Regions from separate parts of the Mus musculus genome. Here region 1 is linked to region 2. A link is a contact called in ENCODE Hi-C or POLR2A ChIA-PET data. All regions are on one chromosome and are shown on one strand. Each heading gives the region's core, a stretch centred on a gene start or an enhancer-like site at or near the end of the contact. The rest is flanking DNA. Distances are from core to core; before and after follow the strand shown. Region 1 holds the start of Exosc9 (exosome component 9). Region 2 holds the start of Acad9 (acyl-Coenzyme A dehydrogenase family, member 9).

Region 1 (6,851 bases), core at 4,196-6,695, 490 kb after region 2:
AAGACAACTCTTATAAAACAAAGCATTTAATCGGGGGCTTCCTTACACTTTCAGAGGCTTAGTTCATTGTTATCATGGTAGGGAGCATGGCAGTGTGCTGGTAGGAGCAGTAGCTAAGAGCTTTACAGCCTGATCTGTAGGCAGACACGCACAGAGAGAGCTAAAGAGAGAGAGAGAGAGAGACAGACAGACAGACAGACAGACAGAAAGAGACAGAGATACTGGATCTATTGCTGGCATGTGGAACCTCAAAGTCCACCCCCAGTGACACACTTCCTCCAACAAGGCCACACCTACTCCAACAAGGCCATGCCTCCTAATCTTTTCACACTCCTCACTCCTTCAAAATCTTTTCACTCCCTGGTTGGCTAAGAACTCAAATATATGAACCTAATTGAGGCCATTCTTATACAAACCACCACACTCAACAATAAAAATTTAAAGTATGGGGCTGGAGAGATGACTCAGTGGTTAAGAACACTGATTGCTCTTCCAGAGGTCCCAAGTTCAATCCCCAGCAACCACATGGTGGCTCACAACCATCTGTAATGGGATCCAATGCCATCATCTGCTGTATCTGAAGACAGCTACAGTGTACTCACATACATGAAATAAATAGAAAAATGTTTAAAAACAAAGTATGATCCTATTTGAAGAAATTTAATGGTTGACATTAAATTAAACATTAAAGTTCAATAACTGCAACAGTTAATAAAAATAATCTTCTCTGGGAATAGTGGCTCATGTCTATAATCCCAGTATATGGGAGACTGAGGCAGGGGGATTATCATGAGTTTATAGCTATCCTGGGCTACTCATACCCTGGATGACAGCGAGCTTTGGGTTAGCCTGAGCTATGATGAAACTATGTCTCAAAACAAAACAAACTAAAACAAAACAAAACAAAACAATTTTTTCCTACTACCAAGTTGCCTTGCAGGAAAGAATAGATTATGTCTATAAAAGTCTGTTTTATTTCAGAAAGAAAGAAAAATCACATGGGCTGGGACAAGGGCTCAATGAGTAAAGTGTCTGCAGTGGAAGTCAGAGGATCCAATTTGGATTCCCAGAAGCCATATTATGCAGAACTGCGTGTGTCTGCAATGTCAGATCATATGGCGAGATGGGAGGCAGAAATTAGAGAAGGCCTAAAAGCTCTTGGATCAGCTAGCCTGGGATACATACCGAGGGACAAATAACAAGAGCACATTTCAAACAAATCAGAAGGCAGGCATGGCATGAGTGGTTGTCCTCTGACCTCCCCATGTGCTATGGCATGCACTTTCACACACATTCACACAAAAATTAAAAAAGAGAGAAATTACTGAGTGCTTGCTGTGAGAGGCCGAATATTCAAATGACTAGCTTACCCAATAGTGTATGAAACTGTTCTACAAACACGAATCTGTCATCAAAGAGCTCAAAGAGACTGTATCCCCCAGCCTGTTGGCTATCTCGAAACCTAATGAACTAATGTGTGGACACAATTCCTGTCCGCTGGCCACATGAGCCGATCTTGCCTTGATCTTTGCAAACTCGTTCTGTTTGAAACACCTTTTAAAGGTCACCACTTTCTAGAATCCTACGAAACAGTCAAGTACTCAGACAGCGCCAATCAGTGTGTGAAACTGTTAATTTGCTTAGGATTTTGTCTTTTTTTTTTAAGATTTATTTATTCATTATATGTAAGTACACTGTAGCTGTCTTCAGACACACCAGAAGAGGGCGTCAGATCTCATTACGGATGGTTGTGAGCCACCATGTGGTTGCTGGGATTTGAAGAGCAGTTGGGTACTCTTACCCACTGAGCCATCTCACCAGCCCGGATTTTGTCTTTTGAAGAGAGACTCTAAATTCTCTGAACTGAGGGAATTGTCTACTCCCTATTCTAGCAGAGATTTCTTTTCTTCTCTTTCTTGTTTTTCTTTTAGGACAGGGCTGTACTCTGCAGTGTTGGATGGCCTGGAATTCAATACATAGACTAGACTGGCTTTGAACTCACAAAGATTCACTGGCCTCTGGGTTCCTGGTACTGGGATTAAAGTCTTGTGCCACCCCCACCCCCACTCGTTCTTAAAACAATAAAAACGCAAGTATTTACTAAATAATACATTCTGGAAGTTTTACAAATGGAGACTACAATGTATCACTGATAGGAATAAAAGGAGGGGGGGGCTATGAGGGTCAACCTGGGCACAGCCTACAACTTCTAAAGCAAAAGGAAACATGGTAACATGCAAGCCTTTTCGTGGTATTTCCTCTTCCACCACGCATTGCTTTAGCTTTCTGCACGTATCACTTCTCCAGCTCTTGACTTTTTTAGCGTTTCTTATTGCTGTGATGAAATACCCATGACCAAAAAGCAAGTTGGAGAAGAAAGGGTTTATCCAATTTATACTTTCATATTGCTGTCCATTACCAAAGGAAGTCAGAATAGGAATTCAAACAGGGCAGAAACCTGGAAGTAGGAGATGATGCAGACACCATGGAGGGGGGGTGTTTCCTGGCTTACTTCCCACGGCTTGCTCAGTTTGCTCTCTTAGAGAACCCAGGACCGTCAGTTTAGGGATGACCCCACTCACTCCATTAATAACTAATTTAAGAAAATGCCCTACAGCTGGATGTTATGGAGATGTCTTCTCAATTGAGGTTCTCTCCTTCCAGATAGCTCTAGTTTGTGTGTCAAGTTGACACGACACTAGCCAGCACGCTAAAGAACTTGTCCAGAATCTCAGAAACAGTCAAAGGCAAAGGCTAATTCCAGCTCAAACAATTTAGAGTTCCTGCTTTTAATTACTTTATATTGTAACTCCCCCCAAGTGAGTGTTAATTCTCACAGCATCACCAGAGTTTCTGTGCAATAGACGAGGGGGGCTGCTTCTTCCTGGGGCACAGACAGATGCTGAATGCTCTTAGGCACTTTGGAACTCTGAAAGGCACTATTAGGGTTATTAGTGTTCTTATAGTAAGTGTTCCTTCTAATTAAAAAAAAAAAGTTATTAAAGACAGTGGGGTTGGGCAACATGACTCCTTATTCAGCAGCTGTTGGTTTCTTCCTGCTGCCTGAGTAAAAGAACTATCAGTCAGCTGTATTTCTACCCAGCCCAGCCTTCTTGACCACCCACTGACACTGAGAACACAACATACTGACTATAGCTGGTTGTCAGTCTTCTGGACTCAGCCATAGCTTTTAGGAACAGTTTGGGTCAGATTTTTTGGTATCGCGAGCCTTAGTAAACTCCATGTTAGGACATCTTAAACTTTCCCCATTCTTGCCTTCTTTTCACCTGAGAAACTTTTCTGTACCCCTAAGTATGCAAGTATGTAAAGTAGGCATGCAAATAAAACATACAACAAACTTTGAGGAAACTTATTTATTTAGGTTCTTTTGAGAGAGGGTTTCACTGTGTAGCCCTGGCTGTCCTGAAACTCAGTGTGTAGACCTTTGTGGCCTCAAACTCAGAGATCTGCCTGCCTCTGCCTCCCAAGTGCTGAGATTAGAGAGTGCCACCACCACCTGACTATTGTTCTTATCTTTTTTTAATTTTTAAATTTTTTTTTTATTTTTCGAGACAGGGTTTTTCTGTATAGCCCTGGCTGTCCTGGAACTCACTCTGTAGACCAGGCTGGCCTCAAACTCAGAAATCTGCCTGCCTCTGCCTCCCAAGTGCTGGGATTAAAGGTGTGTGCCACCATGCCCAGCTTGTTCTCATCTTTTAACAAAAACAAGAAAATCAGCAAACAAATAAACTAATTTTCAATGATAAGGATAAAAGGAGATTTGCATACTACTAAGATGGAGGTACTTGTGTATGAGTGCATGTCTCTGTGTTTATGCATGTGTGCACCGTATCCTCAGAGGCCAGAAGAGTGATTAGGATCCCACGATGCTGTAGTTATAGTTGTGCATCACCCCATGTGACTGCTGTGTTTGGTAACTCAGATCCTCTGGAAGACCAACAGTTCTTAACTCTAAGGCACGTCTCCAGCCCATAAACCAAACATTTTAACACAGTAGAATTCAAAGGTATACTGATTTAGTACACGCTGAAGAATAATGGTAGAAAAACATTAACTTCTTTGTTTTCCATAATTAAACCATTATATTTACGAGAGGAAAAAAAATCCAGAAAAATAGAAGATGTATGCTCAGGATCACCTAGTGAGATGCTTGGAAGGCACTACCCTGTGCTGTCTTCTCTGGATTTGAAGCATCTGATTCAAGGAAACTTTTCTCTTTCTGTTCTGTGAACTGAGGGGGCAACGGGAAAAGCAGCTGGGGCAGCTGAGAGCGGTGATGCATACGCAGCTGTGCAGTCTGGCGGCCACGCTGAGACAATGGCAAGGCCGGGCAGCTGGACAGCCGAGGAAGCAGCAGCTGAATAGTTCAAAAGCAGCCGGGACTGGAAGAAAGGCAGCACAGAAAAGGGACAGCTGGAGAGAACAGAGAGCAAGACCAGAAACTACAGTCCTGACAACTGGAACGTTTCAGAGTTGTTAAATCTTTGGGGCCAAGGTCTCAGACCCTGGGCCAAGAGCTGTAGCATTCATTGTTGCTGCAAATCCCAAAAACTAGGTCAACCTGGAAGCTGCTAGCTAGCCATAGCCAAGAGCTGGGGGAAATCCCTATTTCCTAAACCCATGCAAGAGCTGTTACAACTTTGCAGGGTCAGGTGGATCTCTGTTAGTTCCAGTGATACACAGTGAGACTCTGTAATTAAAATAAAAAAACAATAATAAAAAAGGAGAAACAGAAGATTTGGGCACTAAAGGATCACCTACTGCTGCCTCACTCGTTGCGCAAGCTGTCAAATACCAGCTCTTGATGTGGGTGAATCAGGACACCGGCCAGCAGATGGAGGACACATGTCTGTCTGTAAAAATAAGCCTGTCGGTTTAAAATGAGATATAAGCAGTAAACGAGGTTCCAGTCAGTGACGTTACACTTCACTTGTTTTCCCGTCCTCAGGTCCCATGTGAACCACCTTTAGTCGGCTACATCCTCCCCATCCGCCCCAAGCCCTTACAAGGATTCTCCACCGATTCGCACCACCCTTCCATCTTTCTCTGACAAAAGTCAGCATCCTCAGTAGACTGTCTCTGTGGTGAAGTGCCAGGGAATCCCAATACTTAGGTCAGCCTGGAAGATGGTAGACATCCAGACCCAAGAGCTGGGGAAATCTTTGTTTCCTACCCCCAAAGCAAGAACTGTTACGACTTGTAGGGATAAGTAAGTCTCTGTTGAGTTCAGTCAGAGACAGAGTGAGATTCTGTCTCAATAAAAAACTAGGAACAGGACTGCACTGCAGATGCTAATCTCCACTGCGATGCCGGGCAGGACCAACCCGGGAAATCTTCGTTGATTTGCTACACTGCCTGTACCGGCCCCAGCGGCCCCCGATCTCTAGCCACGCCCACACCACGCCCCCGAGCCTGCGCCTGGATGACGTCGGTTTTCCGCGCCGGGAAGAAGCCGGTGTGCGGACTTGTCTCGGTGCCGTTCATCCTTTGCGTGGCCCGCCACTATGAAGGAGACGCCGCTTTCCAACTGTGAGCGCCGCTTCCTGCTCCGCGCAATTGAGGAGAAGAAGGTGCGAGGCCTGCGGTGTGAACACCGTGGCTTTGGGTGTAGACTCGGGTTGTCCGTGGATACATTGTCAGTTCGGCCTGTTGTGTGGTCGTGGTGTGGACTCGGGGGCTGCCCAGTGTGGACTCTCCCCATTCCCCAAGCCTCAGGGCAGTATTTGACCCTGACCAGTTCCTTTGAACCTTAAGCCAGCAGTATTCAGTGGCAGGGACGTTGGGAACCAGGACCACACAGACACAGTTGCCACTCATAAATATGTTAAAGCAGTAAATGGTGTTTGCTTACAGCGCCTGGACGGCAGACAGACCTATGATTACAGGAACATCAGGATCTCATTCGGAACGGATTATGGATGCTGTATTGTGGAACTGGGAAAAACAAGGTAACAGGATTCAAGTTAGATAATGCAACAGGAGGTGTGAAAATCACAACATACTGACTCGGTTGTTTACTGAGCAGCTCCGAATTCCAAACGTGCTATTCTTATTCTTATTCTTATTATTATCATTATTCTGATGAGAAATATGTTTCTTTAATGCCAGCCTTTTTTAGTTTTGTGCGCAGTTTAACTTTCAACCATTAGTGCTTTCTGTTATATGAGTATCATAGTTCCGTATGACCATTATAAATCATGTAGACAGCTAACATTGATCACACAGGTTATCTGCATGTCTCATTTTCTAGTGTGAGGAGTGTATCGATCATGTCATCAGTAAGCCTCAGTTTCCCTTTTATTCTCAAATGATGTAAGAAATAAGAGATTTCCTTTCTGTCATCCTTTTGTGTATACCAATATTTTTTATTTCTGCGTGAAATCTACTTACCCTTAAAAAAAAAAACCTTTATTATTGTGTATGTGCATTATTGTGTGTGTGTAGGCAGGTTGCTGGGTCCAGTTTACCACATTCTATATGTAATTTCTGCCTCTTATGTCACATTGTGTTGTTTAGGTTTTTGTTGTTGTTGTTGTTATTTTAGATTTCGTCACCCTTTTTTTTTTTTTTTTAATTGAAAAGAAAGTACGTTTAGTTGACTGCTTTGCACCTTTATTTTTGCAGAGTCCTTGGACAGGTTTCCTGTGAACTTGTTTCTCCGAAACTCAATAGGGCAACGGAAGGTATCCTCTTTTTTAACCTTGAGCTTTCTCAGATGGCTGCTCCAGCTTTTGAGCCTGGCAGGTATCTCACTCTTTGTTAAGTTACTTTAGCCATGGAAGAACTTACCCTCAGTGAGATATTGTTTTCCTGCTCACAGTCGAAGTTTA
Region 2 (7,500 bases), core at 2,757-5,256:
AACCAGGGTTGAAGTGAGGCTATAGTTAATGATAGATTCAGATAAACTATCTAAATAGAGTGGGTTTTTTTAAAATTATAGCTGGAGTGGCTCTGATATTTTATCAAGTATGTCAGCAGCTCATACACAGGATTTAATGGGAAATCATGTTTAAGGCTGAATTTTTGTCTGTTTCCTTTAAATTCTACTTTAGTTTTGTGGTATGTCAATCATTTTAATTTAGGATTACTTATGACAATGCAGACTGCCAAAATGAACCCTACCCCAACCCTGACCCATTACGGTCGGTTAGCACTTGGATTTAGAAGGAGTCCCTGTATCTTTTATTCTTTTTCATTTTTATATCAGTAATTTCATATGTTGAGAATGAGTCAGAGGTCTAGCTTGACCATGACTTCATCTGTGTACTGACCCTTTTCTTTGCAAATACAGACTGGTTAGAAACCACAGAATGGGGTCTCCTTGGCTCTCTGAACAATAGGACAGGTGACTTACCAGACATATAAGACATTTTGATAAAACAAACAAACCAACCAACGCATAGTCCCATGGGAGCTGGATGATCACGGAAGTAAACATGTTTGACTGCCCTCTTTTTCTGTCCCTCTGACCACATTGATACAGGAGTCAAAGTATGGCTATTGAACACCCAGAAGTTCAGTTGCACAAGTACTAAAGAATAAATCATGCTTTAAAGTCACTGAAGGAACTGGAGAGGTGGCTCAGCTGTCACATGGACATTTGCTACTCTTGTGTTCAATCTGATTCAATTCCCAGCACCCATCTGGAGGCTCCTCAACCCCAGTTCCAGGAAGTCCAGCATCATTGTCTGGCCTCTCCAAGCCCAGGAAACACATGATGGACATACATACATGTAGGCAATATACTCACACAATAAAACAAAAAGATTTCCCTTTTATTGAAAATAAATTATTTTCTCATAAAATATCCTTTAATTAATCCCCCCTCCCTCCACCCCTCTCTCTCTCCTCCCATTTGAATCCACCCCATTTCTGTCTTTCATTAAAAAGAAGAGGCTTCTATACCCCATTTTTTGATTGGATTGTTTGGGTTTTTTTGTGATTAACTTCTTGAGTTATTTATATATTTTGGACATTAGCCCTTTATCAGATGTGGAGTTAGTGAAGATTTTTTTTCCCAATCTTTAGGTTCCTGATTTGTCTTATTGACCATAAGAAGCTTTCCTTATAGAAGCTTATAGAAGCTTTGACTTATAGAAACATTCCAGTTTCATGAGGTCCCATTTATCAATGACTTTACAGGGCATAGTTCTTTTTGTATCTTCTATCCTCTCTGGCTCTTACACGCTTTATGTTTCCTCTTCTGCAGATTCTCCTGAGCTCTGAAGGGGGGAGGGGCTAATAGAGAAATCACATTTAGAGCTGAGTGTTCCAAGGTCTTTCTCTGCATAATATCTGGCTGTGCATCCCTGTGTTTATTCCCATATACTGCAGGAGGAAGTTTTTCTGATGATGGCTGAATAAGGCACTGATCTATGAGCTTGGCAGAATATCAGTAGGAGTCATTTTATTAGTACTGTGTTTTAAGATCTGTGGTATTTGATTTTACCATAGGTCTCTAGGCTATCTAGTCTCTGATTCTTGGGCAACCAAGCAGTGTTGGGTATGGGTTCTACCTCATAGAGTGGGCCTTGTTCAAATCAGACATTGGTTTGCTACTCCTACTAGTTTGTGCGACCATTGGCTTAGCATATTTTGCAAGGAAGATAACACTGTAGATCAAAGGTTTTGTGGCTATGTTGTTGTATGTGTTTCTCTTTTGGTAGCCTGCAGAGTAACTTTCCATACTCAAGACTTTAGAACATAGGGGTGAAGGTTCTATATTGGCATCCACTAGACCTCCCCAAGTGTGGGTGTTGTCTTCAGCAATGGACTCTTTTTGTCAGTTTGCAGAGAGCAAACTATTGTATTGGCAACAGCCTGGGGTGTTTGGAGCATTTCCATGGAAGCTCTTTGGCCAACAACTCAATTGGGTATAACCCAGGCTTGCTACTGGAAGCTCTGTTTGGTAACGAGAGATGGAGAGTTACCTCCCCATTTTTGGAGACATCATTAAAATCACTTTCATGTATTTTAGTTAGTTCCCACTACATTAGGTGATTTATTCCATGTTCTATTGCTGTGAAGAGACATTGTGATCAAGGTGACTCTTAAGAAAGAAAGCAACACTGGCAGGACACATTCGTGTGAACGGGACTCCTGGGTCACCTGGAGATCTCAGATCGATGGAACAGAGGCTACAGTACTGACGCTAACCTTTCAAGAGGCAGTCTGTGGGCTAGCAAGACGGCTTAGTGAGTGAAGTCGCTTGCCACAAAGCCTGGAGATCCGGGTCCAATACTTGAGAAGCTATCTTCTGACCTCCACACATGTGCCTAGTATACTCTTTCTCTTACACAGATAGATAGATAGATAGATAGATAGATAGATAGATAGATAGATAGATATTTTTTAAGAGGCAGTCTACTAAGATTCAGACTAAGTTAGGGCAAGTAGTTCCTTGGCTCCCATGACTAAAAGGTGGCCTCAATAGCCTGTGAGACACTGACTCAACTGATGCCATCTTAGAGACACCATTTTGACCTTAGAACTCAGTACATAGGCAACAACAATCTGCCAAAACCCTAACCTGCCAAAATAGGAACAAAGACCTAATTCATCAAAGACCTAGTTTATAGTGCCAGGACCTGGGAAAGTCCCTAAACATATTAACCTTGCTTTTTGGCTTCTGTAGTTTCACTTCTCGCTAACTGTTCTTACTTGCTTTTTGTGCATAAAAGGAAAAGAATAGTGAGGCTCTGGGCTACATAGTTTGGGAAGTTCCTTATGCAGTCCCCAGTGGGGCATAAATGCTTTCTATTGGTGTTAAAACTGCATGTATTTTCTGAAGGAGTCATCTTGTAACAGTTGATGCCACACTGGTTCCCTCAGGACAACCTGCCTAGAAATAAAGACAACAGACATATGAATAAACCCTGATGTGAGAGCTGGACCAGTTGGACCAGGCCCTGCCTTGGCTTACTTCCTCAACATAAGATTCATTTTAAAAAAAACAAACAAGGGCTGGAAAGATGGCTCAGCGGTTAAGAGCATTGACTGCTCTTCCAGAGGCCTTGAGTTCAATTCTCAGCAACCACATGGTGGCTCACAACCATCTGTAATGGGATTCATTGCCCTCTTCTGGTGTGTCTGTAGACAGCAATGGTATACTCACATACATAAAATAAATAAATCATAAAAAGAAACAAACAAACAAACATGGTGTTTATAGTTTCATAGGGTAGGTCACCGAGCCAAGGGAAATGCCTTGCCCTGGGAGTGGTGAAGAAAGCAAGTGTCTGAAGACTGTGGCCAATAGGGGCCAGACTAGGGGGGTGCACAACACAGGGAGTGGTAGATTCAAGAAAGGAGGAAACAGCATGCTCTTAGTGCTTCATGCAGTCTCCCATACAAAATGATACCACGCCACTCACATATTTAAGAGAATTAGGCAGAAGTGGGTTAGTAAAATAGGTCCCTTGTCATTTTGTTATACCCATTTAGCAATATTCTAAGTCCTACATTAAGTGAGATGAGAATAACAAAAGTTGTACTTCTAGGTTTATTTGATGAAATCTAATCTGCTCTTTAGAGGATGTGCTGAGAATAGCACACAGGCACAAGAGCTGTGTTTGGGAGCCTGGGTGGTAGTTTTGCAGCTTGACTTTTGAGTATTTTCGTTTTCTTACTGGCAAAAGTATAACAAGAAAGAACACACACACACACACACACACACACACACACACACACACACACACACACTTACTTCCTAGCCTGTTCGGATGAATTTTAAAAAACTACAATTTCTAAATTACATACTCAGACATTACATACAGCAATGCTTGGCGTAGGAGACATTTATTAAACATATTCTGGAACGACCTGTCCAATAGCCTCGCTCAAGGCGGCGCAGCCCTTGCGTCATCAGGAAGTGCGAGCTAGCTTCCGGTTGCAGCGGTGCAGGGTGAGACTTTGGATGCCCGGACGCGGGTGATTGGCGTCATTGGGAGGAGCGGCGGGGCTTCCAGCGACTTGAAGTCTGAAGTCAGGAGCAGCATGTCTGGCTGTGTGCTGCTCTCGCGTGGGGCGACTGCGGCGGCGGCTGCGGCGCGAGCTTCCCGGGTGCTGAGGGAATTCACGGCGAGGCGCCGCCCGCTGCACACCAGCCTGCAGAGCTGCTCGTTCGCCAAGGAGCTCTTCCTGGGCAACATCGAGCAGGTAGGAGGCGAGGCCGGACTGCCCGTGTCCTCTGCTCCCACCTTTCATTCTGGCCAGAGTTGCATGGAACGTTATCCGAGCCCGTAGAAGCCAAACATCCGAGAGGCTGGGCTCGGCGATGTGGCTTAAGTCGTGTCACAGTGGTTTTTGTTTTGGGGCAGGGTCTCATTCAGTAGTAGCCCAGGCTGTCTTTGGACTCGCTCTGTAGCTAGGCATGCCTTGAATACGTGGTCCTCTTGCCTCGGTCCTCAGAGTTGCCCATCCAGCTATTTCTTGTCTTGGAAGTTTGTCTCGTATTGTCTGACTTTATTAAAGTAGAAGTCAACACTTGGGCTGAGTGGCTGCCCTGGTGCAACGTTCAAAGCTAGAACTTTGAAGTGTGGGGACCCTTTTGCCCACATTCTGGCGCAGAGGGTGCCGAGGGACTTGGATTCTTGTGCTTTTCCAAGGCAGGAGGAAGAGCGCAGCCATCATGTATCCCCTTCAGTCTTTAAATCTACCCTTCATCACCCGTGAGCTTTGCTGCCAGTTTTCCATTTCTGTATTTAGTGAGAGTCCCAGTGGTCAGCTCTCCTCCAGATGGTATCTACTTTCTATACTGTTGTGAGCTGTATACCCCTAGCAAAGGCTGGCCTGGTGATTAGAACTCAGCTTTCTCACTATTCAAGGATAATTCTGCATCTTGGACCTGTGCCCTCAGGCTTTGGCCCAGTGGCCAGTGGTTTTCTCCACATTGCTCACTTCTCATTCCCATTCCTACCCCACCCACCATTAGTAACTAATGCAGATATGTACTTAATGTTTGTTCTGAATGCATGTTAGGCCTCAGGTTTCTGAAAAAAAAATTCTTTTCTTTGTATCTCTTTTGTTAGTTCCTTGGTTTCTCAACCTGTAGACCTTGGCCAGTGTCTCTGGTAGCCCAGTTGAAGTCAGAGGCAGTGTCGTTGTTGTTTGTGTTGTTTTGTTCTTCTTCTTTTTAATGTGGAGGTGGCAGGTGTATTGATTGCTTGCTTTTGAGACAGTCTCACTGAGACTTTCTGCCTCTGCCTTCCTTCATGAGAGCTAGATTGAAATTGTATGCCACACCTAGCAATGCTGAATTTTTCTAAAGTTTAAGCCTGTGGGCCTCTCTTTTTATTATGGTCAGCCCCTTGATGACCTAATTCAGTGCCCTAGCTTTAAATGACAACTCTATTCTTACGACTCAGATTTATTTTTTCAACTTGAGTTCTTCCCCTAACTCCAGACTTAGTCTACCTTTCTGCTCTATATCTCCTCTTAGATGTCTAATAAGCATCTTTAATAAGCATATATGATAACCTCTCCTGGATCCCACCCAGTTCTGCTTCTCCCAACAGCCCGTTTACAATAGATAATGGCTACTCTGTGATTCAACTTTTTCAATACATTCTCCAGTGACACCTTTGATTCGTCTTGTTCTCATTGAATCCTATAGTAAGTAAATCTTTGTTTATCTTCAAGTTACATTCATATCTGACCACTTCTAACTTCACTGCTACTTCCTGGATTGAGCAAACACCAGCTCTCGGAGCATTTCTGGGCCTTGACTAGGACAATGGCAGTGGTACTTAAGCGTCTGAGGGTAGAGAGTAGCCGAGTTATCCATGCCAGTGGCTGACATATACACTTACTTGGACCCGAGTCTGTCCCAGGGGCAAGTGGGAGGATGAATGGGTGAGGCTTGTGTGGCACTGGCAGACTTAGTTACAGCCCCTGGCTTATATAATTGGCTTCTGCAGTAGGATTACCTGAATAACAGGTTCTTTTGCTTTATCAGCTTAAAAGATGCTAATTGTTATTTCACTCCTCACCCACACGGCGCCTCATTCAGTTTTTGTCACTTTTAACTAGAGGATATTTTCCTTCTAGCCTCCAGTATCCACCCCCCCCCCCTGATATTTTTTGTTTTAGGTTTTTGGGTTTTGTTCTGTTTTGGAAGATTGTATTTGAGTTGTTGTTTTTGAGACTGGGTCGTGATGTGTAGTCTTGGCTGGCATGGAGCGTGCTATGTAGACCAGGCTGGCTTGAACTCACAGGAGTCCACTGGCCTCTGCCTTCCAAGTGCTGGGATTAAAGGTGTGCCTCATTGTGCCTGGACTCCTGAAGTCTTTACCCTTTTAAGTATGTCTGAATACCAGTTATTTGCCAGGTTGCCTGTTTTGCCTAGTTTGCCCACTGGGATCGACATCACTTTTCTCCCACACAGCCCTTTGACCCAGACTAGGTGACAGGCAAGACTGTGAAGGTGATGGAGTAGGAGTGGTCTGAGCCTCCATGAGTGAGCAGCCTTGTTCTAAGAGGCTCAGAGGGCCAACAGGAACTATGCTCCCTGTTAGTCTGCCTCAGCAGTGGAGTGAGTGCTGGTGGATGGCAGCATATTCTTTAAGTCACTTGTCTCTTGGATAGAGAGAGACCCATGGACCTCTTGTCCTTGGGCCAGAGAGGAGCAAATAGATTTTGGAACGTTGCTAATGTGGAGAAGTCAGGAACGTGAGTACTAAGACAGGGTAGAGACTTGAGTGCTCCCCTTGGTGAGAGGAACCAAGGAGACAGGGGAACTCCTGATCCTGAAAACTTGTGATATATCTGTGTTCAGCTGTGGGTCCAGATATACACCCTGTCCAAAGCACCTGGAGGAGTAGCTAGAGCTTGGCGGGCCACAGGTCTTCAAGCCATATGGGATCATTTCAAAGGCCCGCAGGGAATCCTGGCAAGTTGGCCACTAGTGATTAGAAGCCACATCATTCTCCAGGACGCAGGCATGGTCACTTCATGTTTCAGGACCCAAGTATGTCCTGCTTGACCCACACAGCTCCTTTCTCTGATGAACAGGATCATATAGGAGAAGCCAATACAGGACATATAAGTTGCTCAAAGCCAGTCACACATGTAAAGAACAGCTAGGCTCAGGTTGAATCTCGTCCTGTGACCTTGCTACCTCACATGCTAAGCAGTATTCACAAGGCAAGAAACAGCTGCTCAAAGAGGGACACGCAGGATGAGCAGACTATGTCCTTGCATTGGGGACATAAAGACTGATGTCCATTTTAATGAGGAGTCCTCATATCTACTGTCTCCTACAAGTCTCAGAAGGACCTTGAAGAGATATGGCCTGCACATTGTCAGGAGATCCAAATGTAGTCCTAGGCTCCTTGTTTATGGCACCCACTCCACCACTTGT

What was found. A loop is a pair of places that touch in the nucleus more often than their neighbours do. ChIA-PET counts read pairs that join two places held with the same protein, here RNA polymerase II (POLR2A).
Region 1: a map of heart shows a loop between it and region 2 (2.7-fold over the local background). The contact joins the promoter of Exosc9 here to the promoter of Acad9 in region 2. A Hi-C loop is called at or near these places in 1 of 37 maps with a recorded cell type or tissue (heart). POLR2A ChIA-PET finds 5 or more read pairs at or near these places in 1 of 5 experiments (Patski).

Annotation. Positions count from the first base shown.
Region 1 is chr3:36,547,161-36,554,011 of GRCm38, forward strand. It overlaps Exosc9 (exosome component 9), which reads left to right and starts at 5,446. Exons shown (of 12, transcript NM_019393.2): 1 at 5,446-5,591; 2 at 5,875-5,969; 3 at 6,646-6,765. The coding sequence starts at 5,526.
Region 2 is chr3:36,061,973-36,069,472 of GRCm38, forward strand. Acad9 (acyl-Coenzyme A dehydrogenase family, member 9) reads left to right here and starts at 4,007. Exons shown (of 18, transcript NM_172678.4): 1 at 4,007-4,298. The coding sequence starts at 4,137.